2 separate regions of the Mus musculus genome follow, and region 1 is linked to region 2. A link is a loop called in an ENCODE intact Hi-C map of the cell type or tissue named here. Cell type or tissue: heart. All regions are shown on one strand. Links, peaks and the distances in the headings refer to the core of each region. The heading gives the core; the rest is flanking DNA. Region 1 overlaps Edar (ectodysplasin-A receptor). Region 2 holds the start of Edar (ectodysplasin-A receptor).

Evidence for each region. Peaks named below come from ENCODE experiments on the same cell type or tissue, not always from the same donor. Only the 100,000 strongest peaks of a DNase experiment are listed, where the experiment ranks them.
Region 1: a loop joins it to region 2, with 5 times the contacts of the local background. A loop is called at or near these places in 14 of 42 quality-filtered maps.

The regions. Positions count from the first base shown.
Region 1 is chr10:58,626,532-58,629,342 of GRCm38, forward strand. Edar (ectodysplasin-A receptor) reads right to left here. Exons shown (of 12, transcript NM_010100.3): 4 at 1,929-2,110. Among named protein-coding and RNA genes, the nearest start is that of Edar, 48 kb to the right of the region's middle. In heart, for the core only: a CTCF peak has its summit at 1,349 (motif pointing right); no DNase peak of the experiment used is centred there; H3K27ac peaks cover 162 bases.
Region 2 is chr10:58,674,390-58,677,200 of GRCm38, forward strand. It overlaps Edar (ectodysplasin-A receptor), which reads right to left and starts at 1,307. Exons shown (of 12, transcript NM_010100.3): 1 at 1,067-1,307. In heart, for the core only: a CTCF peak has its summit at 1,385 (motif pointing left); a DNase peak (open chromatin) is centred at 1,292; H3K4me3 peaks cover 566 bases; H3K27me3 peaks cover 867 bases.

The DNA.
Region 1 (2,811 bases), core at 41-2,540, 48 kb before region 2:
GGCTATTCACTCCTCAGCCATTTCCCTTGACGCTGTCAAAAGGATCCTGCTGCCACTGAGCCCTGTTGCATCCTTCCCTGACTTGGCCTTCTGCGTGGGGACCTGCATCAGTTAGTTTGGTGCTGGTTGCTAGAATGCTTCCATCTGGCTCCACCAGCCTCTAGCATCTCCACACATCCTGGTGTGAACTCCTCACGGAGGCCATGGGAACCAGAGGACCAGGCCCTGAAGATGCTTGCTGCTTCCCAGGAAAAGAAATAATCCAGCTATCACATGGCTCATAAACGGTGTTTACACAGAAGGTTCTTTCCCTCCAAAGGACGCACAATGGGATGGGTGTGCCTTACGCGGGTGACTGCCAGGTGCTCTGCATTTTGTTGTGTATCATAAGTTTGAACCAAGAAAAAAACCAATCTAAAGCCAATGAATACATGAATTCATCAAAATCAGCGGCAAGCCTAGGGTCTCTCAGTGGTGCTTATACAGGTATATGGGGACCCATATTAGAGACCATTCTGGTTCTAATGCTGCTGCTGTTTTTTGGGGAGTCCCACAACCCAATACCTGCAACAATTATGCAAAAAGAAACACATTTTTTTTTCTCATCTTTTCAAAGGAAGTAGTCTACCGCCCTCTCCATTTAGACGGCTCTGCTCTTGAGCATACGGAAGGATAAGGTGACAAGATGAGGTTCTACTGTTTCACAGATTCGCTAGGCAAATACATTTGAATCATGTCAGTGACCTGAACATGATTGCCTGGCAAATATTTGGATACCTGAGTCTGTAGCTCAGGAGGTGGCCTGAGCTGAAGATAGAACTCTGGGAAACTGGGGTGGGTGTCACCATTGTCACAGGCAGTGAGGGACGCTGTGAAATACGATACTTCTCTATAATGAAATTGAACTCTCCGTGTGTGTGTGTGTGTGTGTGTGTGTGTGTGTGTGTGTGTGTGTGTGTGATGAATAGTGAATTTACTACACAATTATGTTTACATTGGAGTTGTCTTTCTGTACTTCCTTCCCAAAAGGTAATGTTCACCACTAGAATTAGCTCCTCCCACTCCCCTAGGCTCACCACATCATGGCCATCAGCACCATCCAGTCAACCACCACCATCTCTGCTACCACCTCCACCCAGACCTACACCATCACACCTCTACCACTGCCACCACCACCACCATCTCTACCTTCACCACCTTCACCTCTACCACCACCATCACCACCACCACCACCAGGGCCCACCATCAGCCTTCTATCTCCTCCCCCTCCTCCCACCCTGCTTCTCTCTTCATCTGGGAGTCTGGAGAAACATGCTATGCTGTGGCCACTAGAGGGAGGCAGTAGCAACAGCTGTGTGTATTGATTGGGTGTCCAGACAGGAATTTTCTGATTCTAGGCAGAATTTGCTAATGCAGTCTATCAGGAAAACAGAAAGATTTTTATCTTTTTGTCTCTCAGACCAATTGCATTCTCACTTTGCTTTTTGGGGGGTGGAGTGGTGGGGTGATGGGATGGGAGACCTATATAACACAGCAGAGTGGAAAGCACAGATAACAGAGGATTCAGGTTTTTACCCACACATTTCCCAGAACGCCAAAAATAATACCTTCCTGTAGAATACTGGATTACTTCCCTTCTAAAATGCTTCATTGTAAGTGTTCAGCCGGCTTGTTTTACAAAGGCTATACATCATAGTCAGGCTATTCTATGATGATGCCCCATATCAGGCACAAATGCAGTGCCTGAAGGCTGCCTGCCTGGCCATGGGCAGCGACAAGCCTCCCCATCCTGTTGTTATTCCCCAGAGAAGGTGGCAAAGGTGGGCATGACACTTTGTGAAGGCCTGTTGCGCCTGTGGGGTTCTGCTCACAGGGTCAGTGTTCCTCACCGTTCAGGGGTCAGCCCGGAGGCACACGCCCACACTTACCCAGGGAGACATGGGCCACACTCAGCGTCGTTTTCCATGTCTCCTGGTGTCAGCACAGTGGCCCGGAAGAAGCCCTCACAGTCTTTGTGGCGCCTGCATATCTGATAACCTCCTTTGGAGAACTTCTCTGCAGGGCAGGGCACACAGCCATAGTCGTCGTCTTTAGTGCCGTATCCACAGGACTGGCCAGGGAGACAAGGGATACGAGGACACACAACATGTGACTACAGTGGACTGCACAATGGTGGGTGCACTGTTTCCAGTCTCAGCTGCCCATCCTACAGTAGCTACAAGCTTCCTCCTCTCTACCACCTGATGCTGAGTGACAGCCTCCAGCCTCAGATGAGGTCCTTTAAATATAGGTCCACTGGCTTCTTGGAGTGCCTCACTAGGAGCCCAAGTTTTCTCAGAACTCTGGAAGAATCCCAGATACTGTCACCTCAGACATTTTTCTGGTGCTTCAAAGAGCATGTGTGTTTATCCTTTCCACAGAAGGGGGGGGGCACCTCTCAGAACTGATGGCCTGTTCCTGGAGAACATTTACACCACACTTACAATCAGACTATGAGCACAACAGGTCAGGACAAAACCATTTTTCCAGAATTCAGAACACCTGAGAAATATGCTAGAGAGTGCACATCTGGAGAGTGCACATCTGGGGAGTGCACATCTGGGCAGTGCACATCTGGGGAGTGTACATCTGGGGAGTGCACATCTGGAGAGTGTACATCTGGGGAGTGTACATCTAGCGAGTGCACATCTGGAGAGTGCATTGGGCTCTGCAGCTCGTATCACCCAGCCCTGGTGCGTATACCTTGGTGACCTCTTCCTCCTCAGTGCCAGTTTAATGTGCTGTGAGTCCACACCCCTGTGCCCCAGACCT
Region 2 (2,811 bases), core at 86-2,585:
TCCTCGTAAGCCACTCTCTCAAAACATATCTTTAAAGGTTTTAAGCGATCATGACCTAGAATGTCTGTTGTACATCGGGACTTCTCTGTCCTTTTATGCCCTCTTGACTCTTTGATACTTTGAACAAACCTCAGTTTCACTCTGCATTTGAAGGTGTACCCAGGTGCCACTTCAAAACAGCAAGGTAGGGGCCCCAGAAGAAGTAAAGAAGAAGTTGGCCCTGCCACACTCCACCACCTCTCTCTCTCTCTCAACTATGATTTCAGTCTTGAAAAGGGGGACTGTTTCCCACTGACTGTCTAGCAACCTGACTGACCAGGTCTTTGGCCCTTGTCACCTCTCTTGCTTTAGCTGTCCCCTGGTGATGTGGATACTCCAGCAGTGACCTCACCTGCTGCCCCATCTGCCCTGAGATCACACATTTTGCCTTGCAGGAGTTTCTTACCGCAAAGGCTGAAAAATCCAACTCTACTCTCTGCATGAGGCCCTTCTACCCCAGATGCCTCGGAACACTAAAGGAACCTTTGGCTAGAAATGAAAACCTCAAGTGTCACAAAGACCTATCTAACACACTCTCTTCCTCTTCTCCGACAACATAGGACTATGGCATTGGGTCTCAGACTTGATTGGAAGCCTGCCTGAATGGCCTCTTAAGACAATGAGCTACTCTGGGTAGAGGCAGGTGACGAATGCCACTAAAGTCCCAGGTGCCTCTTGCCTTCTTCTGTGAGCGAGTTGGAGAAACTCCGGTCCTCTCCCCAGATGGCAACACGTGTTTTAGTAGCACAAGTACTGTCTGTGACGCACAGTTTGGCACTCTAACCAAAGCGCACTCAACAGCGGAATGAGTTTTCTGATATTTTCTTCAAAACAAAGAAACAACCTCAAGCCTGTGAACTTGTAGCACAGACAGACACACAAGTAATCAGTAACGCTTGTCCAAACGCAACCCAAAAATGACATGCATTTCAAAAATGTACCCGAGATCCTTCCTAGCCAAGGACACCTCGGTTTCGTCCACAGTTGAAGAATACGGAAAACCAGAAGTGAAAGAACCAAGGTTTACCTGGTACCCGAATGAGGTTAGCTTTTCCCAGCAGAAGATGGGTCTACGGAGAAGGCGAGCAGGTAAGGGATGGGGGGCAGGCTTCACAGGCGTCCGTCGGTGTCCTCTCAAAAGCAGAGCTCCACAATCCTGGGGCCAGCCGGGTGACAGCGGCCAGGCACACCTCTGCTGCCAGCGCAACTAACTTTCTATTTTGAAGGGCTCCCGGGAACTCGCTCTTGACTGTTCCCGGTCTGGACTGCGAGTTTACAAACAGTCGAGCGGAGAGGAGGCCCCTCGCTTCAAACCCACCCGCGCCACCTAGAGGCCGCGCCAGGCATCGGCAGTGCAGGAGCCTGGGCACAGCCTCAGGCTCTGCCGCTGAGTGCACCTGGCTCCACAGGACTTCCTGCCCCTTAAGGGACAAGCTGGAATGTGTAAAAAGCATTGAGGTTTTTCCTTTTGGAGTGCGTGGGGGTCTTGCTTCTATCAAAGCAAGTTGGGCCTTTGGGCACAAGAATAATGAAAGATGAAATTTGCATTAAGTTATCATTAATCAGAACTTAAGCACAGCCCCCTTCCCCACAAGATGGTTATAGGTATGATGAATACTGCTGTATCCATTCACGCTCCTTCATGCAGCCTGGAATACACTTGTACATATTTCCAATCTCTCTCCTGCTCACCACAGATTTGAGTCACCATTTTCTCCTCAACATCTTCTCTCCATGTCATTCCAGGTAACTCAATATAGGCTCCAGACAAGTTCAGATAAACATATCTAACTCTTGTAACTACAGTATGTGCCTCATATAAATACAGACTCTACCACTCCAGAGACGTGCACATACCTCACAGAACTCTTGATAGCCCTATGTATCCTTTACATTTCCAGATAACTATATATGCTCCGATAACCTCATATACCCCATGTGATTTGATAGCAAGGAAACGTTAAATGCAAACCTTTTGGTATTGATCAATTCTCTTTCAAAAAATAAGTTATCTGGAAAACACCCAGCCTTAAAAGAATGTAACAGCCTCATTCCTTTCTCCCTCAACCTCATGGTCCCCCGCCACAGTAAGGAGTGGAAACAACAGGTTGTTGTTGTTGTTCTCTTCCTCCTCCTTCTCTTCCTCCTCCTTCTTCTGCTTCTCCTCCTCCTCTTCCTCCTTATTTTCTTTCTTCTTCCTCCTCCTTCCTTCTCTTTCTCCTTCTTCCTTCTTTCTCCTCATCTTCCTTCTCTTCTTCCTCCTCCTCTTCCTTACCTCTTTTCTTCATCTCCCGCCTCCTCCTCCACCTCTTTGTTTTTTTGGAAACAGGGTTTCTCTGTGTAACAGCCTTAGTGATCCTGGAACTTGGTTTGTAGACCAGGCTGGTCTCTAACTCGCATAGACCTACCTGCCTCTGCTTCCCAGGAGCTGGGACTAAAGGCAATTGCTGGCAAGCCAGCCTAGGAGTGGAGCCTTCTATATACTCTGCTCCCGTCCTGTTCCCTCTGCCTTAGATACACTGGAGAAAGCAGGACTCTCAGTAGAGAGACAGATGGCAGAGTACAGGCTTAGGCCGAGGATCCTGAACTTAATGATTATTGCTGTGGGAAAGCACAATGCTCTTTTCTTAGCTTGCTGACCAGTGTGGACAACTCATCCAGACAGTGCAGGCGCCCTTGAGTGTTCAGGCTTGGTTAGCTACGTTCCCCAGGCTGAACCTACAGTGAGTTAGTAATAAATGGAAGTTTATCACATCGGGGAATCCAATGCAA